5 separate regions of the Homo sapiens genome follow, and all the other regions are linked to region 1. A link is a contact called in ENCODE Hi-C or POLR2A ChIA-PET data. All regions are on one chromosome and are shown on one strand. Each heading gives the region's core, a stretch centred on a gene start or an enhancer-like site at or near the end of the contact. The rest is flanking DNA. Distances are from core to core; before and after follow the strand shown.

What was found. Hi-C counts contacts between places; a loop is a spot of excess contacts on that map. ChIA-PET counts read pairs that join two places held with the same protein, here RNA polymerase II (POLR2A). Pooled maps may share reads with other maps.
Region 2: a loop to region 1 is called in a pooled map, with 10 times the contacts of the local background. The contact joins the enhancer-like site here to the promoter of PARVB in region 1. A Hi-C loop is called at or near these places in 4 of 37 single-sample maps with no recorded cell type and 5 of 50 pooled maps. POLR2A ChIA-PET finds 5 or more read pairs at or near these places in 1 of 52 experiments (GM10248).
Region 3: a loop to region 1 is called in a pooled map, with 9 times the contacts of the local background. The contact joins the enhancer-like site here to the promoter of PARVB in region 1. A Hi-C loop is called at or near these places in 1 of 37 single-sample maps with no recorded cell type and 2 of 50 pooled maps. POLR2A ChIA-PET finds 5 or more read pairs at or near these places in 1 of 52 experiments (naive thymus-derived CD8-positive, alpha-beta T cell).
Region 4: a map of endothelial cell of umbilical vein shows a loop between it and region 1 (8-fold over the local background). The contact joins the promoter of FAM118A here to the promoter of PARVB in region 1. A Hi-C loop is called at or near these places in 1 of 168 maps with a recorded cell type or tissue (endothelial cell of umbilical vein), 1 of 37 single-sample maps with no recorded cell type and 9 of 50 pooled maps.
Region 5: a map with no recorded cell type shows a loop between it and region 1 (4-fold over the local background). The contact joins the enhancer-like site here to the promoter of PARVB in region 1. A Hi-C loop is called at or near these places in 1 of 168 maps with a recorded cell type or tissue (GM12878), 1 of 37 single-sample maps with no recorded cell type and 2 of 50 pooled maps.

What each region holds. Positions count from the first base shown.
Region 1 is chr22:44,023,052-44,025,551 of GRCh38, reverse strand. It overlaps PARVB (parvin beta), which reads right to left and starts at 1,250. Exons shown (of 13, transcript NM_013327.5): 1 at 1,101-1,250. The coding sequence starts at 1,212. RefSeq lists silencers at 743-952, 1,003-1,052, 1,123-1,242, 1,273-1,382.
Region 2 is chr22:45,773,388-45,779,562 of GRCh38, reverse strand. The region is part of intron 9 of ATXN10 (ataxin 10); the gene reads right to left. Among named protein-coding and RNA genes, the nearest start is that of MIR4762, 16 kb to the right of the region's middle. RefSeq lists a silencer at 1,868-1,927. Within about 2 kb of position 3,867, at least 3 of the 41 ENCODE cell types and tissues checked have a DNase peak (open chromatin) inside an H3K27ac peak, as active enhancers do.
Region 3 is chr22:42,533,885-42,540,059 of GRCh38, reverse strand. The region is part of intron 2 of LOC124900479 (a long non-coding RNA gene); the gene reads right to left. Among named protein-coding and RNA genes, the nearest start is that of SERHL2, 17 kb to the left of the region's middle. RefSeq lists enhancers at 5,653-6,153, 6,154-6,175. Within about 2 kb of position 2,784, at least 5 of the 41 ENCODE cell types and tissues checked have a DNase peak (open chromatin) inside an H3K27ac peak, as active enhancers do.
Region 4 is chr22:45,306,841-45,313,015 of GRCh38, reverse strand. FAM118A (family with sequence similarity 118 member A) reads right to left here and starts at 3,082. Exons shown (of 9, transcript NM_017911.4): 1 at 2,833-3,082. RefSeq lists an enhancer at 1,212-2,020 and a silencer at 2,737-3,416.
Region 5 is chr22:42,931,229-42,937,403 of GRCh38, reverse strand. All of the region lies in intron 1 of PACSIN2 (protein kinase C and casein kinase substrate in neurons 2), which reads left to right. Among named protein-coding and RNA genes, the nearest start is that of ARFGAP3, 77 kb to the right of the region's middle. RefSeq lists enhancers at 2,355-2,870, 2,871-3,387. Within about 2 kb of position 3,768, at least 25 of the 41 ENCODE cell types and tissues checked have a DNase peak (open chromatin) inside an H3K27ac peak, as active enhancers do; they include GM12878, where a contact is called at or near this core.

The DNA.
Region 1 (2,500 bases), core at 1-2,500:
ACGCATCCCTGGGGGCACAGGCATCCCTGGGAGAAAATGTCTGGGGAACCAAGCGTTCCCTGCACTGTACAAAAATCCTGGGGAGCAGGTGCATGGGGGCACACACATGCCTAGAGGCAAATCTGTCATATGTCTTCCCGGGGCACACACATCCCTAGGAATACAAGAGTCCCAGGGAAGAAATGAATGGGGGACCTGCATCCCGGGGTACACTAATCCCTGGAGGCACAGGAAGAGTTCCCAGGGGATATGTCAGGCCCAGGTGGTTTAAGGAAACCGTACTGCATACCCGCTATGGGAGGGCTCCTTCCCGGGGACCCACCTGAGGCCGGCCTTTCTCCATCTGCCTTTCCACAGCAGCTCCCCTCACCTCTCACCAATCCGAAATCTCACTATAGGGCATGGTCCCGGGGCAGAACCTCCCCACCCAAGCAGAAAATTCCAGAATGTATCTCCCAGGAGGCCCTGGGCAAGCGGTACACTTAAAGACACCAGACTATCCCTTGCAACTCTAACAATCTTTAAAACGTACGAGGTTGGTAGTGTTTCGTGAGCACACGCAGTAAAAAATTTAAAAAAAAAAATTTTTAATGGGATCTCTGCAATTCTTGCTCGCAGGCCTCCCAGGCCTCAGCCCTGCACGCCCTGAGCCCCGCACCCTGCAGGGCGCCCGCGCAACACCCAGTAGTGGGTCCCCCAGGCCGTGTCTGCCCAGAGTGCCCTGCACACGTGAGCGTCACTGCTCATGGAATGAACGGTCACCCCGCGCGGCTGGCTATGCCGCTGGCCCAGGGAAGAGCTGAACACCCGGCAGGCAGAGCAGGCGCGGGCCCCGCACGGTGGCCCGAGGTCCCCGCCGCGCAGGCGCCCGCACGCGCGTTTGGCAGACTCCGGAGGCCACCGCGGCCCCACGCGCCAGGTCCCGGCCGTTGTTTACGGGTCCTGGGTCAAAGGCCTGGCCTGTCCCGAAGGTCGCGCAGCCGCGTGGGCCGGGCGGGGTGCGTGGGGGAGGGCGGGGGCGGCCTCGTGGGGCTCTAGGGCCGAGGGCGGGCACCGCCGGGCAGGTCCCCGGGGGTCGGCGGGCGCGGGCGCGCACTCACCCTCGCGCGCCCTCCGCTTCCTGGCCAGGGTGCCGCCCAGCTTGCCCAGGAACGACTCGTCCTTCTTCATCCTGCGGGGCCGCGGGGTGGGCGAGCGCGGCGCGGAGGACATGGGCCGCGCGTGGGGCCGGCGGCGGGCGCAGCGCGTGTGGAGCCGCCCGGTCGCCCCGGGGAGAGGCCGAGGGCGCGGCCCCGCCGCCGGCCCCCGCCCCGGTCCCGCCCCCGCCCCTGGCCTGGAGCGCGGCCCCGGCGTCCCGGATGCCCGAGGCCTGCTGGTCCCGGCCAGAGCCGTCCCCGTCCCGCGCCGCCGCTCAAGCTCAGAGAAGGGGCGTGGGGCCACCCCGGGAGCGGCGCAGCCTTTTCCCTACGCGTTGGAGCCCTGGGCTCTGCTCGGCTCCGCTAGTGGTGCCGGATCCAGGCGACAGCGCGACAGACACCATTGCCACGTGGGTGCAGCCTCAGGACGTCCTGAAAGCCGGAGAGAATCAGGTCACACGAACGTGGCCGGTCTGTTGTTAAGCTTCTGCCAAGAGCCAGGCCCGGGGCAGGGGGAGCCCTTCAGAACTGGGAATTGTCCCTACCCACGGGAAGCTTAGAGGATGGAGGGCAATGCGGGGCACAGGTCATTGGCCTGACCTCCAAGGGGAGTTCCAGGAGTTGTTTCTGGAAGAGGCGACGGGGAGGCCCCAGGAAATGGCTTGCAGGCCGGTACCATGAGGTGAGCAGAAGAGCAGGCCCTGGGGACAGTGTGGGGTGCCAGGGAGGGGAGAGGAGGGGAGACAGGCCTCGCATGTGTTGGAAGCAGAGGAAACGGCTTCATCCCGAGGACTGCCAGACAGGGCTATTTTTATTTTATTTTATTTTATTTTATTTTATTTTATTTTATTTTATTTTATTTTATTTTATTTTATTTTGTTTTGTTTTATTTTATTTTATTTTTTTAGACGTAGTCTTGCTTTGTTGCCCAGGCTGGAGTGCAGTGGCACAATCTCGGCTCACTGCAACCTCCACCTCCTGAGTTAAAGCGATTCTCCTGTCTCAGCCTCCTGAGTAGCTGGGATTACAGGTGCACGCCACCACGACCGGGTAATTTTTGTATTTTTAGTAGAGATGCGGTTTTGCCATGTTGGCCAGGCTGGTCTCGAACCCCTGACCTCAGGTGATCCGCCTGCCTCGGCCTCCCAAAGTGCTGGGATTATAGGTGTGAGCCACCATGCCCAGCCTAGATACCCAGGCAGGGCTTTGAGCTGTGATGTCACAGATGTTGCCTCTGGCTGATGGCTGCTCAGCAGGTGCTGGAGACAGAGAAGGCACAGGCAGGCGGACGGTGACTTAGGAGAAAAGCAAACAGATTTCTGAGATGCTCACAGCCAGAAGCCCCAGCCTTGAAGAAGTAGGAG
Region 2 (6,175 bases), core at 2,618-5,117, 1.8 Mb before region 1:
CTACCAGTGGTTGCGTACTGCAAGACGGCCACTCACCCCAACAGCAAGTCTAGTCTCGCTCCCAGCTGTGAAGTTTCTCTCCTTAAAAGAACAACAACAACAACAAAAGCCCAACATAACCCTCTTCCTTCCAGTCCGTCTTTAGTCTTCTGAATTATAGTCTTCTGAATTATATTCTGGAGTCTCAGAATGCCAGAACTGGAAAGTGCCTTCAGTGACTATGTGGTCCAACAAAAATCATACTTCCACTTACATACGAGGCCCAAGAAAGAAAATTATCCTCATTAAGAAGTTGAAGAAATTGATAATTTCTCGAGATGAGTAGGGTCCTGTTACTCCAATATTATGCATTCTGTACTTAGAAACATGAAGAAATAGAGGTGTTGCTTCATTATGAAAGGGAAGAAGTGGTGGCTTCTTGCAGGAGAGAAGAACGATGCAAAGCTTTATTTTGGGGAATCTGGTCACAGAGAAAATTCATAAATCTCATACTCAAGAGCTGAAAAGAGCCTGGAAAAACTCAGTCCAGTCTCCTTACTTTACAAACGAGGAACACAGCAAAATTATTTTCCCCAACTCATATAATCAGGAGCTTCTAGATCCTCTGATACTCTGTATCCATTCCACTCACCAGACATGCCTGAGTGCCAAGATGGAGAGTGCTCACATCCTAGGACCTTTTTGTACAAATATCAAATTAATTAATTATCAAAATTGAATGTATACAAAGAAACTAGTATTAATTTCATATATTAATCAAATGTTTACTTTTCCCATTCTCATCTTTTCCATGTGAGCCATCCTGTGTACCAAGAACAATCTTGTCAATCTCAGACTGCTCTTAGCTGGGAACTCAGTGACACGATTTTATTCACTTAATGGAGAATCCTAATTTCATACAAGCTCCTCTCTCTCTTTTTTAGGCTAATTGTACCAGATATATGCCCAATTACTTCTAATCATTCGTTATTTCAGTAAAAACCTCAAGAATAGTAAACGCGGACTTATAAGGGTTCCAACTCTGAACAGAGGTTCTACTTTGTTTTACACATTAACAACCCTATAGTTAGCATAATAACGAACACACTGAGCATGTACTCTACTTATGCTTTACAGGTATCATATATTAATTCATCTCATCCTCCCTAGGAGGCATGTACAATTATCCTCATGAAGATAAGTTTCACTGAGACGCAAGCTCCATAAAGGCCAGTATTCGTTCACTGCTGTATTTCCTGAGCTTGGAGCAGGGCCTGGCACATAGTAAGTTCATAATATATACTCACTGAGTAAATGGATAAATGACATTAATAGGGGAAAAATTAAGGTACAAAGAGGTTACAGAACATGATCAATGTCATACAGCTATTGCATAACACAGCTGGGATTCAAACTACTGAGTTTTTTATTGCATTAAGTCAGGGGCCAGCAAACTTTTTCTGTAAAGGGCTAGAAAATAAATAGTTAAGACTCTGCAAACCATACGGTCTCCACTGCAACTACTCAACTGTGTTGTTGTAGTGTGAGAATGGCCATAGGCAATATTAAAGAAATGAACACAACTATGTCCCAATAAAACTTTATTTACAAATAGAGGCCCACAGCATAGTCTGCTCACCCCTACATTAAATCCTCATAAGAATCAAGCTCTTTCCACTACACCTCATGGTCTCTATGAAAGGGAGACTTGCAGACCATTCATGCAGTAGGAATTTGCTTTTGCATTTTTAGGCTATAAAGCAGAATCTCAATTCTCATTTGCATCTTGAAATCAGAACCATGACTCCAGCAGGCAGCTAGAGCTTAAGTGAACAGGCAGGTGCGGAGGGGTGCGTGCAAGTGCACAGACATAGTTAATCCAAAATCTGTTTTCACAAGAAAATCTGACCTTACATTAAGCACTGTGATCTGGAAACAATGCAAAGACTCCATCTGGAAGACAGGCAGGGCACAGGATTGGCCATTTCTGTTCTCATAAGGAAAACAGCCTAACCAAACTAAACACTAACCTGGTTAAACGTGAGGCTGAACATAGCTGAATGCATTAATCATCAGACAGGACAATAAAGGAAAATATGCAAGCTCTCTCCCAACTGTTTACCACTTGTATTTTTCTTGGAACAGAAATGCATTTTATATATTATATGAACCTGTAAAAAACACATACCTGGTAAAACATTTGAACATATACTCTAGATCAAGAGAATACTAAAACATGAAATATTCCATCATCATTAAAGAATTTTGAGTTCACAAAGGTTTAAACACCCACCCGACTCCAGCTATGGTAACAACGACATAACAGAAACTAAACAGCACTTTATGCTAACTGGATATAATCTTGATAATTATAGGCTATTCAGTGTGTAACAAAGTATGACAAACCTCTCCCTAAGGCTGATCCATCTCAGTAAGTAAGGTATCACTTAGGAGTAACATGGCAAAGTTTGAACAGGAAAACCCAAATGAATTATTTTTCGAAATATAAAAGTAGCTTTCTGGTTTATTTAAAATTAATGCTCATGCATACATAAAGTCATTCAAGTTCATCGTTGTCCACTATTCAAATGACATAAATATTATTTGCCTCAAAAAGTTCAACTTGATACATTTATTGAGAAATTATGTGCAAAAATGATGCATAGGAATAAAAAGCTGAAAACGGTACAGATCCTTCCATGAAGAAACTTTTAAAAACTCTTGTCTCAGAATCACTGGCAAAAACATAATTTAATTAGAATACCAATGCTTAAAAAAACTGGCAGCAGCAGTTAGTATTTTGGGTGATATTCATATACCAAGCATCACGTGATATACTTTACATATATTATCGTTTGTGTTTATAGCAATGCAGCAAGACATAATGCATGATTTTCATTTTCTCTATTGAGAAAGCTAGGGCTCAATTACTCTTGCCCCAGATCACACAACTAGTGGGCAGCTGAGCCATGCAGGCTTCCAAACCAGGCTGCTTGGCCTTCAAGTAGAAACTTCTCTTCCATATCAGTTTAATTGCCTTAAAGCAGGGTTCCAACTTTGACATTAAAAAAAAAAAAAGGTATCAGGGAGTGCAAATTATATGAAAAACTTCATATGGCTGTGGGTGTGTGAACTTTCCTGAGAGGGGAAAATTTTAAGGGGTAAAAAATGAAAGGTGGTCAGACAAAATATCCATGTCACGCATCACACCTGCAGACATGATCATCTTCGTTTTAAACACCTTCTTCAGTGACATGCTTATGAAAGTGCTTTATAGAATGGAAAGTGCTATCAAAAGATTGGTTGTTATTAACAAAGCAACAAGTGGGTGGTTTATGATTAAGGTAAACCATGGTCCACATTAAGTTTTAGACAGAAAGAAATGGAAACAATCACTGAAGCCTTTACACAACGGGTGTTTTTTTATTCTGCAAACTACTACCTCTGGTTAACCGTAGGCTTACAGAGTATATCACCATCTTGATTTCGAGGACATGAAAACTAAAGTTCAGAAAGGTAACAGGACATGCTCAAGGGTGGTGATGCACAGCCCTGGGTTCCCTGAATTGGGTCCCCCTCCAGCAGACAGGTCAAGTGTGGGTCAAGGACGGAACCAATGGGCTGTGGAGTGGCCACAGATGTCGGTGCCCATGGTGGCTCCACTTAATCTCCGGGAGCTCCAGGTTTCAAACACCAGCAAACGGATGTTAATGTTACCTCCCGGCTGGCTGTGAGGGGCGGAATGATCTATCAGGTTAGAGGCTGTAGAATATTTATTATTGGTGCTACCGTGCTAAATAAATCGGAGACCCAGGTCATGACATGAGGCACTAATGAGGAAGTAAAACTTGAAGCATGGAAACTACTCAACCGCTGTTTTTCACTAAATCTCTCTCAATAACAATACTGCAAGTCACATTTTTATTATAAATAGTCACACGAAGGAGAAAAACAGTGTCATTACACAGGCTAACACTGACGAAAGCCATGTTTGGCAGTCACCTAATTCTAACCATATTTTCCAATATTAACTGCATTTTAATAAAACTGAGACACTACAGAATAACTATTTCTGAACCTGCTTCAACAAGTAAACAAGAAAATGTTTGAACAGAATAAAGACAACTAAATATGGAATGAATATAAACTTTCAGCAAGCACCCACCCGTTCTACAAACCCTCACAATGTTTGTGTTTTCCAACTTGTCTCAATTTCTTACAAAATCTCCATGAAGCCACTTAAGAGAGGGTGCACCTCAGCTAACAGGCCCTATGTTGAGGTCCAGATGTGAACACAGGGACAGGGACACAGCCCCATGCCCAGGACCAGTAGCCTCCTGTTATGTCCAGCCCTCCCAGTCCTCCATGTGCACACATCTGTCCCCTGCCCACTGCCATCCCCTCCTTCTCTAGGAGTGGTAAGGACTGAGGGCCAGTGTTTCTCAAAGAAGGCCCCAGACCAAAATTCCCACCTCTAGAAATGGTGGAGTCCTAAAATCTGCAGAGTGGATAAGTGCTTCTGGTAATACAACACTAAAGTTTTACAAACTACCAGAAAAAGGGATGGGGAAAAGGCAAAACAAACAAACAAAAAACTTTAGTGTTTCTCCGACCCCTGCCTTTATTTATTTATTTGTTTGTTTTGAGACAGAGTCTCACTCTGTCACCCAGGCTGGCGTGCACTGGCGTGATCTTGGCTCACTGCAGCCTGCCACCTCCACCTCCCAGGTTTAAGTGATTCTCCTGCCTCAGCCTCCCCAGTAACTGGGATTACAGGCGCGTGCCACCACACTCAGCTAATTTTTGTATTTTTAGTAGAGACAGGGTTTCACCATGGTGGTCAGGCTGGTCTCAAACTCCTGGCCTCAAGTGATCCGCTCACCTCAGCCTCCCAAAGTGCTAGGATTATAAGCGTGAGCCACCGCGTCCAGCCCCCCTGCCTTTATTTTGTAAAAAACATTAAACATCCTTTCTCTTTTTCAGGAACCTGACATGGAAGATTTCCTAGAGTTGGGATCCTTTGCTGTACAACACTGGTCAGGACTGGAGAGGCAGGGAGGTGTCAGGTGGACATCTGGAATTTCCTAATAGCGATCTCCTCTTACATCAAAGTAGTAGTTCCCCTCTGCCTGTAAGGCAGACTTCATTTCCAACATAAGGAACAGGAGACCTGGAGCTCTCCCACAGGACTGCTTGCTCGCACACTGTGTCTGCATTATCTGTCTCACTCCAAAATAGCGATGCAGGGACTGGTAGGGACAGGCTGCCATTCCAGACAGGTGCAGCTCCTGCTCTCACTCTACTGGACAGATGGCCATGGTCAACAGTCACAGAGTTATGGAGGCCAAAAACTCCCCCAGCAGAAATGCCAAGTAGGAGGCAGGTGCCCCACCATGCCTACTAAGGCAGGGCCACCCCCAGACATTAGCAGGCTGTCACAGTACTTCCCAGAGTGCCAGCGCACACATGCACATGCTGAAATGGTGCTGGCTGAAGCACATGGCATCAAATGGTTCTTTCTGTCTGCAAGACCTGAAGAGGGGCTGTTTTGATGGCTTCATGTTTCTTACAATTTGTTTCTACAGGCCATTCTCTCTACCCAGACAGGACTGCAATGAGAAATCTACATAGTATCCCACTAATGGGAAATCATTACATAGAAATACACCTGTGGATAAACCCATCCTTCTCTTGTTCTTCCAATGGTTGAGTCTTTTAAAACAAACAAACAAACAAACATCAGTTCATTTCTTTTTTCTTTCTGTGGTTTTGTTTTTCTTGTGATTATTTTTTACTGTTTCTTCAGGTTTAATAATTCTTCATTCAGGCCAGGTGCAGTGGCTCACACCTGTAATCCCAGCATTTTGGGAGGCCGAGGTGGGTAGATCACCAGAGGTCAGGAGTTCGAGACCAGCCTGGCCAGCATGGTGAAACCCCATCTCTACTAAAAATACAAAAATTAGCCAGGCATGATGGTGCAGCCTGTAATCCCAGTTACTCAGGAGGCTGAGGCAGGAGAATCGCTTGAACCTGGGAGGTGGAGGTTGCAGTGAGCCGAGATTGCACCACTGCACTCCAGCCTGGGTGACAGAGCGAGACACCTATCTCAAATAAATAAATAAATAAATAAATAAATAATTCTTCATTCAGTAAAAAGTAGGTTCTGTTCCCATTTAACCCCCACAGAGAAGAAGGC
Region 3 (6,175 bases), core at 1,535-4,034, 1.5 Mb after region 1:
GCTGATCTCGAACTCCTGACCTTAGGTGATCAGCCCGCCTTGGTCTCCCAAAGTGCTGGGATTAGGGGCAGGAGCCACTGCTCCTGGCCCTTTTTTTTTTTTTTTTTGAGCCAGAGTTTCGCTCTTGTTGCCCAGGCTGGAGTGCAGTGGCACGATCTCAGCTCACTGCAACCTCCGCCTCCTGGGTTCAAGCCATTCTCCTACCTCAGCCTCCAGAGTAGCTGGGATTACAGGCACCCACCACCACACCCGGTTAAGTTTTTGTATTTTTAGTAGAGACAGGGTTTCATCATGTTGGCCAGGCTTGCTTCAAACTCCTGACCTCAAGTGATCCACCCTCCTCGGCCCCTCAGAGTACTGGGATTACAGGGGTGAACCACAGTGCTGGGCCCAGAATCCATTTTGAAGTGGAGCCAACAGGATTTGCTGCTGGGTGTTGTGAGAGTGGGAGGAGTCAGGGATGACGCACGGGTGTTGGCCTGAGCAGCTGGAGGAAGTGAGTTGCCGTGAGCTATGGGCACAGCCAGAGCTGGCTTTGTTGACTGTTTTATCTGATGCTGACCAGCCACTGACCTACTCTTCCTACAGATACATTGAGACTATCACACCGAGGGCCCACGGGCTTCGCTGGTCCGAGACCAAGTGTCCTTTCTCTTGAAGTGTTTGCATAATGTCTGCTTCAATGCACTGTAGGTGGTGTGCACTGTAGAGTTTCACTCTCAGGAGGAAATTTATTCCACAACGGTAGCTGCACGTGTCTACCCAAAGATATTAACTTGCTGTGTTACCGACTCCTAGCATTCCTTAGGACTGTATGGCTTTGAACTTCATCTGAGGCTTCTACACTCTGTGGCTTTGACTTGGCCCTCCTCTGCTACCTGTGGTGATTCTTAGGGGCTGGTACAATTCTTTTTTGTTGTTGTTGTTGTTGTTGAGACGGAGTCTTGCTCTGTTGCCCAGGCTAGAGTACAACGGCGTGTGATCTTGGCTCGCTGCAACCTCTGCCTCCTGGGTTCAAGCGATTCTCCTGCCTCAGCCTCCCGAGTAGCTGAGATGACAGGCATGTGCCACCACATCCAGCTAATTTTGTATATTTAGTAGAAACGGGATTTCACCATGTTAGCCAGGCTAATCTCGAACTCCTGACCTTAGATGATCCGCCCGCCTTGGTCTCCCAAAGTGCTGGGATTAGGGGCATGAGCCACCGCGCCTGGCCCTTTTTTTTTTTTTTGAGACAGAGTTTCACTCTTGTTGCCCAGGCTGGAGTGCAGCAGTGCAATCTCGGTCCACTGCAACCTCCGCCTTCCAGTTTTCAAGTGATTCTCCTGCCTCAGCCTCCTAGGTAGCTGGGATTACAGGCACCCACCACCATGCCTGGCTAATTTTTTGTATTTTTAGTAGAGACGGGGTTTCACCATGTTAGCCAGGATGGTCTTGATCTCCTGACCTCATGATCCGCCCGCCTTGGCATCCCAAAGTGCTGGGATTACAGACATGAGCCACTGCGCCTGGCCTTTTGTATTTTTTAGTAGAGACGGGGTTTCACCATGTTGTCCAGGCTGGTCTTGAACTCCTGACCTCGTGATCTGTCCACCTTGGTGTCCAAATTGCTGGGATTACAGGCGTGAGCCACGGCGCCCAGCTGTTTTTTGTTGTGGGTGGTGGTGGTGGTTTGTTTTGTTTTGTTTTTGAGACAAGATCACCCAGGCTAGGGTGCCGTGGAGCAGTCATGGCTCACTGCAGCCTTGAACTCCTGGGCTCAAGCCATCCTCTTGCCTCAGCCTCCTGAGTAGCTGGGACTACAGGCACACACCATTACACCAAATTCAGTAGCTTCAAATAACACCCATTGTTAGCTCACAATTCGGTAGGACTGTAATGGATTGAATCATGACTCGTTCTCCCCACCAAATTCACATGTTGAAGTTCCAACTCCTACTACCTCAGAATGTCATCTTATTTGGAGATAGGTTCTTCTCAGAGGTGAACAAGTTAAAATCAAGATATCAGGCTAGGCCATATTCCAATATGACAGGTGTCCTTAGGAAAAAGGGAAATTTCATTATACACATCCAGAGAGAACATCAAATAGAAACGATGTGGTTATTTATTTATTGAATCAGAGTTTCACTCATGTTGCCCAGGGTGGAGTGCAATGGCACGATCTCAGCTCACTGCAACCTCCGCCTCCTGGGTTCAAGCCATTCTCCTACCTCAGCCTCCCGAGTAGCTGGGATTACAGGCGCCCACCATCACACCCGGCTAAGTTTTTGTATTTTTAGTAGAGACGGGGTTTCATCATGTTGGCCGGGCTGGTTTCAAACTCCTGACCTCAAGTGATCCACCCTCCTCGGCCCCTCAAAGTACTGAGATTATAGGGGTGAACCACAGCACTGGGCCCAGAATCCATTTTGAAGTGGAGCCAACAGGATTTGCTGCTGGGTGTTGTGAGAGTGGGAGGAGTCAGGGATGACGCACGGGTGTTGGCCTGAGCAGCTGGAGGAAGTGAGTTGCCGTGAGCTATGGGCACAGCCAGAGCTGGCTTTGTTGACTGTTTTATCTGATGCTGACCAGCCACTGACCTACTCTTCTTACAGATACATTGAGACTATCACACCGAGGGCCCACGGGCTTCGCTGGTCCGAGACCAAGTGTCCTTTCTCTTGAAGTGTTTGCATAATGTCTGCTTCAATGCACTGTAGGTGGTGTGCACTGTAGAGTTTCACTCTCAGGAGGAAATTTATTCCACAGCTGTAGCTGCACGTGTCTACCCAAAGATATTAACTTGCTGTGTTACCGACTCCTAGCATTCCTTAGGACTGTATGGCTTTGAACTTCATCTTGAGGCTTCTACACTCTGTGGCTTTGACTTGGCCCTCCTCTGCTACCTTTGATGATTCTCAGAAGCTGGTACAATTTCTTTTTTTTTGTTTGTTTGTTTTATTTTTTTGAGACAGAGTCTTGCTCTGTTGGCCAGGCTGGAGTGCAGTGGTGCGATCTCGGCTCACTACAAGCTCCGCCTCCCGGGTTCATGCCATTCTCCTGCCTCAGCCTCCGGAGTAGCTGGGACTACAGGCGCCCGCCACCATGCACAGCTAATTTTTTGTTTTTTTTAGTAGAGACGGGGTTTTACCGTGTTAACCAGGATGGTCTCGATCTTCTGAGCTGGTGATCTGCCCGCCTCGGCCTGCCAAAGTGCTGGGATGGGAGTCTTGCTCTGTCGCCCAGGCTAGAGTGCAGTGGCGCCATCTCGGCTCACTCCAGTTCTGCCTCCTGGGTTCACGCCATTCTCCTGCTTCAGCCTCCAGAGTAGCTGGGACTACAGGCAGCCGCCACCACACGTGGCTAATTTTTGGTATTTGTAGTAGAGACGGGGTTTCACCGTGCCCGGCCATAGTTATTCGTATGTTTATTGTTATTATTTTGTCTTTTTTTAATTTTTAGAGACAGGGTCTTGCTGCATTGCCCAGGTTGGAGGGCAGGGGCTATTCATAGGTGCGATCCCAGCCCACTGCAGCCTCAACTCCTGGCGTTGAGCGATCCCCCACCCCAGCCTCCCAAGTAGCTGGGATTACAGACACATGCCATTGTGCCCAGCTTGTATGTGTTTTCTGGGGTCATCCATTCCTTTAGCAAAAATGTGTTGAGCACCGGTGGAGCAGCAGTGCACCTGCCCAGGAGGCCCATGGCATGAGGCCGAGTGCAAACAGAAAGGGAGAGTAATTTCCTGGACTTTTACGAAGTGAGGCCCAAGGTTTGAACAGAATGCCCTGGTGAAAGGTTAGCTCATAGACCCCGGTGTGAGTTGAACTCTTAACCTTGTGGAGCAATAAATGAAGGCCTCCAGATATGAAATGATTTGCTTGGTGTCTCCTGCCTGCAACCTGTACATTTTTCTTCTAGACCATGCCTATTGTATTCTTGATTTTTTTTAAAAGACTATTTTGGGGAAACAGTTTTAAGTTCACAGCATAATTGAGAGGAAGGTACATTTATATGATTTTTAAACCTTGGAGGAAGAGGAAATTTTTTTTTTTGAGAGAGAGAGTCTCCCTCTGTCACACAGGCTGGAGTGCAGTGGCATGATCCCGGCCCACTGCAACCTCCGCCTCCCAGGTTCCAGTGATTCTCCTGCCTGTAATCCCAGCACTTTGGGAGGCTGAGGCATGCATATCGCTTGAGGGCAGGAGTTCGAGACCAGCCTGGCCAACATAGTGAAACCCTGTCTCTACTAAAAATACATAAATTACCCAACATGGTGATGCACAACTGTAATCCCAGCTACTCGGGGGGCTGAGGCATGAGAATTGCTTGAACCCGGGAGGCGGAGGTTGCAATGAGCCCAGATTGTGCCATTGCACTCCAGCCTGGGCAATAGAGCAAGACTCTGTCTCAAAACAAACAAACAAACAAAAAGTCTCAGAAAGGGAAATGAGCCATTGCAGAGAACAACTGTGTTTTGTGAGCGGGTCCCAACAATGCCACCACCAGGAGCGGGTGCCGCCCGCTCGGCCCCTGCAGAGCCGGGGACCTCAGAGGAAGGGGTGCAGGTGGCGGGGAGGGCCAGGCTGCAGATGCGGGGCCTCATTTTGTTTCCTTGTAAAGTGAATTCCCCAAAGGGTTCTGATGCTTTTGCTTGGCAGAGCAAGGGAAAATAAGACATTTTAAATGGATTCCATTGTCTTTCCTGGTGACAGAGCAGCCTCCCCAGCGTGTTTCCGTGTCTCTGTAGCCCCGTGAGAGCAGTTGCTCCCTTCTCCTCTTAAAACGCGGCAATAATGAGTCAGAAGAAAAAGTGCTTGTTGCCAAAGGCTGATTATTATAGGTCTCCGAGCATTCTGCATCCACCTGCTGAGGAAATCATGGCTTTGAGTGTGCAGAGATTTATTGCCATGCAAGTTCATTTGCAAGTTTAGAAGATAGGAACAGACTAATATTGAACTACAGAGGCAAAGATGGTAGAGTGTTTGAAGGGGTGCAACACAATTTTAAGATCCAGCCAATTCTCCCTCTCATCTCTCCTTCCCAACCCAAGGGCAATAACATCCCGCATCCCCAGGGCCATGCTCTGCATAGCTCTATGTAGCTGGCACATTCTCTAGGACTTGAGCTAACTGGAGCTTGGGGTCCTTGGCGATGACAAGCATGATATGCAGGGCAGCTCTCATCTCACAAGACCAGCTGGTAGGAAGCCCTTCCAAGACGTGGGTGGCCCTGAGCTTGAGCTTAGCTCAGGCAAAGTGGGAGATTGGAAAGAGAAGTGGAGGCAGGCTGGCCATCTTCCTTTTCTCACACACCTGCTGTGGCCTTGAGGAAGTCCTGTAAACTTTCAGGGCCCCAACTACCTCCTTCTCCAAATGGCTAGTGGCCTCCTTGAGCTCCTTGAGTAGGGCCACAGGCCACAGCAGTGAGAGTCCGCTGGGGGGTGATGAAGTTTTAGGGAGCCCAAGGCAAAGCAGCACACAGTGTGAAATACCATTTCATAGCATGAGCTTGTGTGTATGCCAATTAGCTGGTATAAAGATCAAGGCCAGGCATGGTGGCTCATGCCTGTAATCCCAGCACTTTGGGATTCTGAGGAGGTGGATCTCTTGAGCCTAGGAGTTTGAGACCAGCCTGGCCAACATGGTGAAACGCTGTCTCTACAAAAAATAATAATAATAATAATTAGCCGGGCATGGTGGCAGGTGCCTGTAACCCCAGCTATTTAGGAGGCTGAGACAGGAGGATCACTTGAGCCAAGGAGGTCAGGGCTATAGTGAGCCATGATCACACCACTGCACTTGAGCCTGAGACTCTATGTAAAAAAAAAAAAAAAAAGAAAAGAAAAAAAGACAAACCAACAAAACAAAATAAAACAAAACAAAACTCAGACTCTACCCAGGGTTTCTAAGATGAACACTTACAGAGGGATGTGGACCTGAAAGGAAGTATCTGGAGAATTTTAACTGCATTCAGTCTGCTTTGAAACTGTGTATGGGTAAAAATGGGTCCAGTTGCCATCACAGGCTGGGGGAGAGCTGGCAGGTGATGGGGAGGAGGGCAGCTCACATGCAGAATCATGATCAAGCAAAGCGGGTCTAGGAAGGTGGCTCCGGGTTCGCGGAGCTCAAAGAGAGCGGATGAGGGTAGGTGGGGGAGGCTGGGCCAGGGAGGAGGCCTAGGGAACGGCAGG
Region 4 (6,175 bases), core at 1,833-4,332, 1.3 Mb before region 1:
TCCTTGGAACTTTCAGCCCCACCCACTAACCTGGGGAAGAGAGGGCTAAAGATTACGTTGATCACCAAAGGCCAATGGTTTAATTAAGCATGCCTACATGCTTAAGTCGTCTCCATAAAAGGCATAAAAGGGCTGGGTTCTGAGAGCTTCCTGAGAGATAAATACAAACATGCCGAAGTTTCTGGAGAATGGTACACCCCGGGGAGGGCACAGAAGCTCTGCACAGCATCCCCCACGCCTCACCCTACGCATCTTCTCATCTGTGTCCTTTGCGATATCTTTCATAACAAACCAGTAAACCTGAGTGTTTCCCTGAGTTCTGTGAGCTGTTCCATAGCAATTTTGAGACAGTCTTGCTCTGTCTCCCAGGCTGGAATGCAGTGTCAAAATCTCAGCTCATTGCAACCTCAGCCTTCCGGGTTCAAGGGATTCTCGTGCCTCAGCCTCCTGAGTAGCTGAGATTACAGGTGCACACCACCATGCCCAGCTAATTTTTTGTATTTTTAGTAGAGATGGGGTTCTGCTATGTTGGCCAGGCTGGTCTCGAACTGCCGACCTCAGATGATCTACCCTCCTCGGCCTACCAAAGTGCTAGGATTACAGGCGTGAGCCACCGCGACTGGCAAATTAATCAAACCTAAGGAAGGGTCATGGGAACCCCAACTTGAAGCTGATCGATCAGAAGTTCCAGAGGCTCAGGCTTGTGACTGGTGTCCGAAGGGGTGGAGGGCAGTCTTGGGGGACTGAGCCCTCAACTTGCGAGATTTGATGCTATCTCCAGGTAGTATCAGAACTGAATTGGAAGATACCCAGTTGGTGTCTCTTGCACAAATGACTGCCCGCTTGGTGGCAGGGAGAAACCTCTCCTCACATTTGGTCACAGAAGACATCTCTGTTGATTGTCGTTGAGTGAGATAATAGAAAAAGCACGATGGGTGGTTTTTCCACACACAGGTTCTCTTCAGGACCCCTAGCCCAGCATGGTCCTGGCCCACCTCTGAGACTCAGCCTCTCCCCACCCTGCCCCACTGCGTCCTGTGTGGTCATTAGACTATGGTGAAGCACACACACACAGTCACCATGAAGCACTAAGGCGACCACAGACCCTACGGTAATAGGACAAAAACCTCACTTAAAGTTCAGACCCCAGGCTCAGACAGGAAAGAGCGGGAACCAGTCTTCTGGGCCTGGGCTTTCAGAAGCTTAGCCCCGTTCCAGAAAGCCACAGTCCCCCACTACCACCGCCTTGGTCCAGGTCACCCCCATCTCTCATAGGGTCTTGCTTCCTCCAAAAAAGTCTCCCCACCACAGCCACATGGATGGTTCAAAAACACACCAACTCCCGCCCCTCTCCTCCCAAAGCCCTTCAATGGCCACCCACTCCCTTTAAGTACCAAACCCTCCACTCAGCTTAAACTGGGCATGCTTTGGTCCTGACTGGCTCTCAGAATCACACCCTCTTTCTTGTCACTCCCACCTCAAACCCAGTACTCTGCAAAAGTCCCAGCTTCTCCCATACCAGGTCTCTAGCGAGACACTTCCCTCACTTCTCCCCCTGACCACCTCCCACCTTCCTTCAGCTCAGCTGGATCATTTCTCAGGACAATGGCAGGTGCAGTCGTTCAAGAAAGGGCCAAGGGCACGGTGGGCCTCCGGGAGCAAAGCTGGGTTCTCCGCAGTTAGCATTCACTCCCACGCCACCTTCATTAGGTGTGCTCCAGCCACACCTCCCGCCTTCCAACACTGTGTGCCGTGGCAGCCTCTCTGCCTTTTGACATACTGGCTGTCCCCTGAAACTCTGCCTGGAATGACCCTGGCAAACTTCTCCTCTAGCTCAACCTTCAAGAATCAGCTCACCTGCTGCTTAGCATCTCCTCCCCACGACTCCTAAGACGCCCTCCTTAACACCCACCCCTTCCCAGAATCCCATGCCCACCCAGATGGGTTCCCTGCCAGCGACGACACAGCTTCCTCCAGATAAAAACGACCTACTTGTCTTATGCCCCAGGTCCCTAGGCCCTGACAGCAGGGACCGTCTCATCTCTATTTCCAGTGTCAATTCCTGGAGCCTATCAGGCATTCAAAAACAAAATGTTAGTTCCTTGAATGAAAAAATTAAGGAGGAGACAACCTAAAAGCGTCCCCATGTGCCCTAACTCGCTCCCTCCCCGGTTCGGCCGCCCTCGGCCACCTCAGGTCTCCTGCTCTATAGACTGTCCTGTGGGGCCACCTGAGTCTCAGCAGAACATTAAAACTTAAACCCGGCCCTGCACCTGCAGGCGCGGGGACCACAGCTTAGGAGGTGGTCGTCGGGCGCGCTGTTACCGTCTTAAGTTATCACCAGACCTGGGAACACTTCCACCCACGCCCCGCAGGTCCAGGGACCTCAAGTTGGAGAAACCTAGCCCTGAGATCAGGTCGGAGAGGGAGCCTCAGGGTGGGCGGCACGGGGACCCGGGGTCTCGCGGGGCTAAGGACACTGGGAACCACGGCTCCCCACAGGAAGATGCCCCGGGCCTGGGGGCTTCTGAGGAGGTTGCTGGAAGCAAGTCCCAAGGGAACCTCGAGAGTTTCCGGAACCAACAGTTCTCAGGGCCCACTAGCGGCCGGGGTCCTCAGGGGGTCTCGGAGTCCAGAGAAAATCTTGGAGTTTCGGGGTTCGCGGGCCTGGAGGGGCAGGGCGGATCCTGAGGGGGTCTCGGGGGCAGGGGCTCCAGGGGAAGAGCTGAGAGGGAGTCCTGGGGTGGCCCCGGGGCCGGGGCGGATCCTGAGGATCTCGGGGTCCCCAGGGGCTCCGGATGCAGGGACCGCGGGCCCGCCCCGCCCCCTCACCTGCGGCGCCTCCGAGACGCTGGTCCCAGCTCGCGCTGCCACCTCTTCGCCTCCGCAGCCGGCTACGCCTCCGGGGTCTCTCGGCGGCCGCGCACCCCTGACGCTGGGCGGGGCAAGGGGATGGTTCTCGGGGAGGGGACTGCGCAGGCACGCGGGCTAGAAGCGAGAGCGAGAGCCGGAGTCGGAGCCAGAGCGGACGCCACGCCGCCTCCAGGCGCCCCTCCGCGTTAGCCGGCAGCGGCGCCGCCGCAAACCCTTCCCCCGCGCGCCCGCCCCAGCCGCGTGAACGTTCCGTCCCGAAACCAACGGCCCCGCGGTCCCCGGAGGCCCCGCCCCGGGGAAGGGCGAAGCCAGGACGCGCGCCCCGCCCCGCCCCGCCGCCAGATCCTCTGGCACCGCCCACCTCGGTGACCACGGTCCCGCCCACCGGGGAGGCCACGCCCCCGGGGTCTCCAGCGCAGGCGCGGTCGGATGTGCGGGGGAGGGCTTGCGCTGGGGAGCGCTTGGGCCTAGAGTCCGCGTCCTAGCCCTACCTGGCCCGGCGAGCCGCGCGTCCCGTTTCCTCATTTGCAGAAAGGGGGCGGGAGCACTTTGCAGGGACGTGGCGAGCATCAAGTGCGATCGGAAGCGCTCCTTTGCAACTGCATCCTGCACCACACTTAGGCACAGCTTCTGTCCCCAACCCAGACCTGAGGCTGGTCTCCGTCCCCCAGCAGACTCCTGCCCGCTTAAATTGGCCAGTCACCAGCCCTACCTTCTTTCTTTTTCAGAGTACTTGTCACTCTCCGAAATTAGGTACGCTTGTGACTGGCTCCCACTTCCCCTGAGAGCCGGTACCTTGTCCGTCTTGTCCACTGGGGGTTCCCAGAAGCCAGCACGGCGCTGGGCACACCATGGCCGCCCACATGTTTGTGCGTGCGTGAGTGTCTTCCCCGCGCTCTTCCCTCATCAAGAAATACTCTTCCCCGAGGCTGAGAATTTCTCCTAAAAATACAAGAAATACTCTTCCCCAGCTTAGGTTCGATCCGGCGAGGCCCCCTGACTCCTCGCGCATCCCTGTCGCAGGTGCCGCGTCCGTAAAGGGTGTGATCCTAGCACCTACCTTGTGGGTATTGCGAGGACTGAGATTGTGCGTGGGTGGGCTGGGCACGGGCCCCCTAGCGATCTTATTACTCCTCCTTTGTCTGCCACTGAAGTCTTTTACCTAAACAAGACCCAATCCACTTCCTCTTCCCAGCCTGCCCTGCCCAACCTGGAGTCATTTATTACTTCCTGTCTCCTTGGCACCTTTTTTTCCTGCCTGATTTTAAAGTTGGCTGTTAATATCTCCCCCTACCCTAGCCCACCAGAAAGCTCTCATTTTGTGACAGAAGGTAGTGTTGTGTTAGCGGCCTGTGAAATTTTAGGGGGGGCCAGAGCCCAGAAAACAGTGGGAGCAGTGACTCTGGGATGAAGAGGGCAGCCCCTGGGTGCTCTGTATGTGGGGTCAGGCACTCCCTGAGCACTTTGCATGCGTTCCTTCATGGTGTTCTTGGAACAACCCTATGAGGAAGGCGTCTTCATTGTTATTCCAGTTTAACAAGGGGAAGCTCAGGCCCAAGAGGTTGTGTAGTTCCATGCCTCAGCCCACACATGTAACCACCACTGCATACAGCTCCCCAACCCCTGGAGGTGCGACTTAAATGCAAAAAAAGGCCGGTGGCTCACGCCTGTAATCTCAGCACTTTGGGAGGCTGAGGCAGGTGGATCACCTGAAGTCAGCAGTTCCAGACCAGCCTGGGCAACCTGGCAAAACCTCATCTCTACTGAAAATACAAAAATTAGCCGGGCGTGGTGGCGGACACCTGTAATCCCAGCTACTCGGGAGGCTGAGGCAGGAGAATCACTTGAACCCGGGTGGCAGAGGCAGCAGTGAGCTGAGATCATGCCACTTCACTCCAGCCCGGGCAACAGAGCGAGACTCTGTCTCAAAAAAAATTTTTTTTAATGCAAAAGATATATAATTCAGTTCATGAACACCTGCTCCTGTACTGGGTGCTGAAGCCCGAGACCTGTGGGAGATGTGGCCCCTTCCCTCATGGAGCTCCCAGGCCCCAGCAAGGATTTTGATTAACAGGACCTTATGGGCTGGGTGCTGCCGAGGTCAGTCAGACCCAAGACTCTGCGCAGGGCATCCTCTGAGGGGTGGTGGGACCAAAGCAATCGTAACCTCCAGCCACATTCAGCACCATCTGAGATAGGCTGGGAGCCTCAGCCCCTCCACCCAAAAACTCAGCCAGTCAGCCTTACAAGAGCAAGGACAGCAGGAAGGATGCCTCAGGAACAAGGGCTCCCCTTTTCCCCACATCTGAGAGAAACACAGCTTTTTCTCAGGTTGTGGAAAATTACTGAGAGACACTGCCCCCTGGGCACCTTGACCATTCTGAGTAGATAAGGGGGCAGATATGGCAGGTTGGCAAGAGGTCAGCGTGGTGCTGATGTGTGGGTGTGACACATCACTGGGCACTGTGGGGTGTCCGTGTCTGTCCCAGCCTCCACGCAGCCGACGTGAGCACAGCTCACACTAATGAAGATGTATGTGCACAGCAAGCCTTGTCGTCAGGAGCCCAGCGACCAGACCTAGTCCATATCTTTCCTTTTTAAAAGTTTTCAAATTAAAATATATTTTTTAAATTTTTAATTATTTTTCATGGAGACAGAGTCTCACCATGTCTCCACCAGTCCAGGCTGGTCTTGAACTCCTGGGCTCAAGTGATCCTCCCACCTCAGCCTCCCAAAGTGCTGGGATTACAGGCATGAGCCACCGCATCCAGCCCAGACTCAATCTATTTGTGTATTGAGGGTATCTTGAGGGGCGTTGGTGCATTTGGAATGTACATACCTGTGTGTGGGCATATACACTACTGTGAATTGAGCACCTACTGTGTGTCAGGCGCTATTCTAAGCTCTTCATAGGCATACCTTTCCTCACTGTCGCTGCCACCCTGCGTGGTAGGTGTTATTAATCTCCTTTAACAGACCAAAAAACAGGCTCAGAGGCGTTAGAGCAACTAGTCCGAGCTGGTAAGTGGGCATCTGCTTGGAATTGCTGCCAGGGTCTGTCTGGCTGCAGAAGGAGCTTTGTTTTGCACTGTCAGAAAAGAGAGAGCCAACAGATTCACAGGCAGGGTCCCTGGTGGGATGCTCTAAAGAATGGACAGAAAGGACACCAGAGACCACATAACAGTCCTCCCATCCTGGAGAGGAAGTTGTTGCTTTATTCTCTGGACAAACCCACATCATAACACATATATGCCCTGCACCGGTGTACAAGAACACACCCCACAGAGATAACACGCACCAT
Region 5 (6,175 bases), core at 2,519-5,018, 1.1 Mb after region 1:
TGCCTGGGCTCACCCACAGCCATCTCACCAGGAACTGCTGCCACACCTGTCTTTCTGTGCCTCAGACATGCCAGGTGGGCCTCTCTTGCCTTTTGCTGGGGCTGCCTGTGCTCTGGGGGCCCATATGGCTTACTTCTTCCCATGTTGTCTCAGGTGTCACCTTCTTTGGGGACCTTCTCTGGTCACTCTGTTTAGAAGCAGTCTCCTTTCTGTCTCCTCCCTATCTCATCCTCGCTTATTTCTCTGCATAGCACCTGCTGGGTCAGTCACCTGTGCCAGAACACAGACCCATGAGGGCAGGAGTTTTGGTCTGTTCTCTCCGCTGTTAGATTCCCAGCATTCAGAACACCGTGTGGCTGCACAGGCACCCAATATACAGGTGTTGAAAGAATGGAAAGTAGGCATTGGTGGGTAGATTACTAATGCATTCGCAATGGGTGTAAATAGGTATTTGCTAATTTAATTTACTGCCCCTGCCCCCCCCCCTTTTTTTGAGGCAGAGTCTTGCTGTGTTGCCCAGGCTGGAGTGCTATGGCATGATCTCGGCTCACTGCAACCTCCGTCTCGCGGGTTCAGGTGATTCTCTTGCCTCAGCCTCCTGAGTAGCTGGAATTGCAGATGTGTGCTGCCACACCTGGCTAATTTTTGTATTTTTAGTGGAGATGGGGTTTCACCATGTTGGCCAGGCTGGTCTTGAACCCCTCATCTTAGGTGATCCACCCAGTTGGACCTTCCAAAGTGCTGGGATTACAGGCATGAGCCACCATGCCCAGCCATAACCCCATCTTTATTTCTGCTTTGATATATGTAAAAGTCTTTTTTCTTTTTTTGCTTTGATACAAAATGCATACTACATATTTTCACTTAAACCAGTCCATCCTTTGCCTTTGCCTATGCTTCATGTCCCCTTAGAATGTTTGAGTCTTCATAGGACTTAAAGATCATCTGCTCCATGAACAAGGGAACTGAAGGTCAGAGGGGAGGAGTCTTGTGCTAAGTCCGGGGTCATTCTGCTCCATCTCCTTCCACTGATACTGGAGCCAGGGAAGGGAACCAACATGGATTGTTTGCCAGATGAGAGACAGGTATTTCCCCGCATGATCTAAGTGAATCCTCAGAAGTCACAGGGTGTGCATTGTCATCCCTGTTTCATGAGTGGAATTCTGTAGGATTTTTTTTTTTTTTTTTGAGACGGAGTCTCGCTCTGCCGCCCAGGCTGGAGTGCAGTGGCGCAATCTTGGCTCACTGCAAGCTCCGCCTCCCGGGTTCACGCCATTCTCCTGCCTCTGCCTCCTGAGTAGCTGGGACTACAGGCACCCGCCACCATGTTCGGCTAATTTTTTGTATTTTTTTTAGTAGAGACGGGGTTTCACCGTGTTAGCCAGGATGGTCTCGATCTCCTGACCTTGTGATTCACCCACCTCGGCCTCCCAAAGTGCTGGGATTACAGGCGTGAGCCACCGTGCCCTGCTGGAATTCTGTAGTTTTCAACAGGAAGAATGAAGTGATAGAATGTACCTGGGTAACGTGGCCAGTAAGACTTGATGGCTAGGTCATCTCTCAGGGGTGCCATGGAGCCCCTGGGATGCCTGGGACTCTCTGAGCTCTCCAGGTCTCATGCTGTCTGAGGGTGCTGCTTGTGGGGCCACCTGTGTTCCCTCGGGACCAGTGTGTTTCAGTGTCTGGCCCGTGAACCTGTTCTCAAGTTGCCCTTGTCTCTGTGGAAACACTTTTTCCTCGAAGCCAGTATTTGGGATTTTGGTAACAAGCCAAATTGAAATCTCAGTGATTATAGGACTTGATGAATAATTTGTGTTGCAAAAGATTGAAAAATCATCCCTCACGAAGTCCATTTTAAGTGTTGCCTAAGTACAGTTACTTCATTGAAACTGCTCACCAGCTGGTGGCAAAGCTTATGTGGAAACAAGTTTTTTGGTGCTCTGACCCTAGACAAGACCATGAGTCTGGAGCCATGTCCACAGTAGGTCTCCGCACATGTGGAAGAGGGGCAGTCTGTGCAGGAGAGCCTTCTTCCCCCCACCCCGCCCCATGGGAAAAGGAGAGAAATGGTGAGTTAGGTCAGGGGAAAGGGAAACAGGGAGGAGGCAGGTCCTCGATAATCAGGAATATGGCGCAGACACTGCTGGACTCTGAGGTTTCCTAAAAAATTCATGCCCTGGGCTGGGCACGGTGGCTCACGCCTATAATCCCAGCACTTTGGGAGGCCGAGACGGGCAGATCATGAGGTCAGGAGATCGAGACCATCCTGGCTAAAACAGTGAAACCCCGACTCTACTGAAAATAAAAAAAAAAAAAAAAAATTAGCCGGGCGCGGTGGCGGGCACCTGTAGTCCTAGCTACTCAGGAGGCTGAGGCAGGAGAATGGCGTGAACCTGGGAGGTGGAGCTTGCAGTGAGCCGAGATTGCGCCACTGCACTCCAGCCTGGGCGATAAAGCGAAACTCTGTCTCAAAAAAAAAGAAAAAGAAAAAGGAAGAAAGAAAAGAAAAGAAAGAGAAAAGAAAGAAAAGAAATCCATGCCCTGGCTCCATTTTTTCTTTCAGTGACCCTCACTGAGGAGCTGTGGGTACCGTGATAGGCACTAGGGAAGGCAGGTGACTCGAGTATGGTCTGATCTACCAGGGTTAACAACTTGGTTGGGGAAAGAGGAATGGGGGCCAAATAATGGCACCATAGAGGAACTATAACGGGACAGTGGTGGGCAAAGGGTCACTAGAACGGTGGGGGGCTTCTTGGAGGAGATGACACTCAAACTGGGCCTTGCAAGGTAGGTGGGAGTTGACCAGCAAGGCGGCAGTCTCAGGTGGCAGTGTGCTGCACGTGTGGCTATCAGGGCCAGCCCATGAGGGGCAAGGCTGCTGGGCAGGCTGGGAAGCCAGAGTGGGGAGGCCCCAGGAGGTGTTCTGTGTGCAGCTGCCACATTGAAAGGTGTGCAAGTGTAGTTGGAGGATGTGCAGCTGAGGCAGGGCCCAAAGGAGGGGGAGTACACAGAAGCCAAGAAGGGAAAAGAAGGGAAAAGGCGATCTGCACACACACAGTGCCTTGAAGGTCTTGCGTTTCCCGTAGAAATTGTGCTGTAGCTCTTTACCAGATTGACTGGTATTTGGGCACACAGTTGAGCATACTCTGGGCCTCGGTTATATGTTTTGAATTTAGTATGGTTTTTATTCAAAGCCTCAGTGCTCTCTGCACGTTTCCATACTCCCATCTCAACTCTAAAACATATAAGTTGTTATTCAGATCAACTTGCTGGTAAAATTAGAGAAAATTTCAAAGCTCCTTTTTACTCTCTTTGTCTCACATTTCTCCAATGGGGAAAAAGCCTGGAAGACAAGTGTGTTAAAGAACTGGCTGTTCTTGTAAGTATTTGAGGAGAACAGTGTGAGTCATTGTAGCTTTTCACTGGTATTTGAGTATCCGGTTTATTTTTAAACAGTTCTGTGAACTGGAGTTTCTTCCATAGTTTCTGTTACCATGGCGCCATAATATTTCCTCGTCTGCTTGTTCATACTTTCACACACTTCAGCATCACATTTACAATTCCTTACAATCAGAATATCTTATTCATAACTTCCAAGAATGTTTCTCCAGCTGCAATAGCATTTTTCTCCAAATGGGAAAAGTCCGTTGTTCTGCCACTTGCAGATGCTGGGAAGAAAGAGGGTCTGGTTCTGTGAAGGACGGTGCAGGGTGCGGGGGCTGTGAGGGCCCCGTTGGGGTTTGAGTGGGTGGACCTATGTCATCTGTGTGGAGCCACTTCCCCTTTAGGCGCCACGGTTGAGAGTATAGGACGGACAGGCTGCTGCTTTTGCTTGGGAGGAGTTGGTGTTATACATTTTGGTCTAGACATCTAACAGACCACCCTTGGTTCTTTGGTCCCCTCAAACATGAACATGGGTGTGTTCTGTTGCTCTTATTTATTTTGTCATTTATTTTTGGACTTGAATTGAGGCTTCCACTTTGGGCAGGTCTCTTGTTTTGAGAATCTGCAGTCCAGAGAAAAACAATGCTGGGCTTGGCAGTCACTGGTGAAGTCGGCTTTGCCCGCCCTCCAGGCATGCAGGATTATTCAGAGAGGTACCTTTCTACATCTCATTGCTTTGAGAAATATATATTTCTTAAAGAGTTGTTCAGGATTTAAGGAAAGTTGGGGAGGTATATGGAACCATAGAGATAGTTTGTTTCCAATTTCTTAAAGTCTTAGACCTCAACTTTTCAGGGATAACAAGGTTTTCCTCTGACACATAAAGATAATAATAGACTAGGTTCTGAATATGTGCTTTGGACTTAATTATGGGAACTTGGCTTTGCCAGGTGTTTTCAAATTCTACTGTAAATATAAATGCTGATTCAATGATACAGCAACTCTTGATACTTGAGAATTTAAAGTGCTGCGTAACTGATTGGACATTTCGTCTCCTAACACAGTTGGTTCCTCTGATTCAGAGAGGACCCCTTTTTGAAGATCAAAAGCAAAATAAAAGTGTGGAAAGTGTGGACTTCTAGTGGCATGTGGACAGGGGGGTGTCCTGGGGGCTGCCCAGGAGGCTCCAGGTGGGAAGTGCTTCTGACTTAGTGGCTCTACAAGCTGGCCATTGTGGAAGAATTGGCTTTTTCCTTTTTTTTTTTTTTAGAATTGACTTTGTAAGAATCATCAAAAAATTGTTTTGCTCTCAGCTCAATAAACATTTGTAGTTAATAATCCGAGTAACTAATCTTTTTTCTCTCCTGTGTAATCCAAGATATGTCAGTATATGGTCTTCGTGAGTAAAATTGATACCAATAGTACATTATCCTAAAGGTCTTATTTGATATCCTTTTATCAAGTCAACACTTTACTGTCCCACCATTTCACTTGTAAAGATCCCCAAGTGTGTCGCTGTCAGTTTCAACAAATGTTAGAAAGGACCTGTTGTCATATGTGAGATACGCTTCTGGAATTCACTGTCTAGAGGGGAAAGCAGACTGTACACAGGTAAAAACTGAGGTAGTGGTATGTGCTTTGAGGAAATATAAAAAGAGTTAGAAGGTAACAGGCTAGAGTTGGTGGTGGTGGGAGGTGTGGCTAGATTCTCTAAGGGATGCCCCAAATGGTGTGAGGGGGAGCCGGCCATACGCTTGTCTCAGGGAAGAACATTCCTGGCAGAGGGAACAGCATGTGCAAAGGCTCTGAGGCAGGGATGAGCTTATTATGTTGAAGAAACAGAGAGAAGATCCTGTGCTGGGACAGAGAAGGGCCAGCAGGTAAGGGAGAGTAGTTGGGGAATGGGTGGAAGGGCAGGCAGGGGCCGGGTCATGACGGGATTTGCAGTACAGCGGAGGAGTTAGGGTTGAAGTGATGTGATGGTTTAGAGAAGGGAAGTGACATGATTTGAGTATTTACAAATATTGCCCTGAAGAGGCTAGAAACTGGAAGTGAGGATAGGTTTTCTGTTCTCTTTAACGTTGAGTTTCCATGGGAAAACATTAAACGTTTTCATTTTAGCTTTGAAAATTTAGGGTTATTAATACCACCTGTGTTCCTTACAATTGGGGGTTTTGTGACATTTTCTGGGCTGTTTTGGAAGAGAGGGATTGTGTAAGTGAATATACCCTGGTTGTTAACCATAATAATAACAACGTGATCTCTGCATGGCTCTGTTAAATTAAAAAATGTAACTATTAATAGTGTGTGAAATAGTTCTCAGCCTAGCCAGCAGCTGGAAGATTACACATTATGAGAAACTCATCAAGTTTAAACCACATGGGGATTTCTGTGTAGAAATATACCAGTTCCTCCTTCCTTCCTCGCTGTTCCTGTTTCAGGGCAGCCATCGGCTTTGTGGAGCCCTCTGAACCCTGGCTGGTTCCATTGACGCTGACTGTGTTCCTCCACTACCTTCCCATCACCTAAGGTCTCTTCTGTCTCGGACACCTCCTGCCTCTCCCACTCTGCACCTGCCCCATTCCCATCCAAGGTTCACCTTGGTGTCGCTGGCTTGGAAGCCATTTCCTCACTTCCCTGGGTGGAAAGCAGCTACTTCAGTCCTCCAACAATCCCAAGGAGTGGTAGGCAGTGTTAGTTTTGTTTTCTGGATGAGGAAACTAAGGTTCAGGAAGGTTAAGTAACGTGCCCCTGGTTACCCAGCTGGTTTGCAGCAAGGCTGGGATTCATT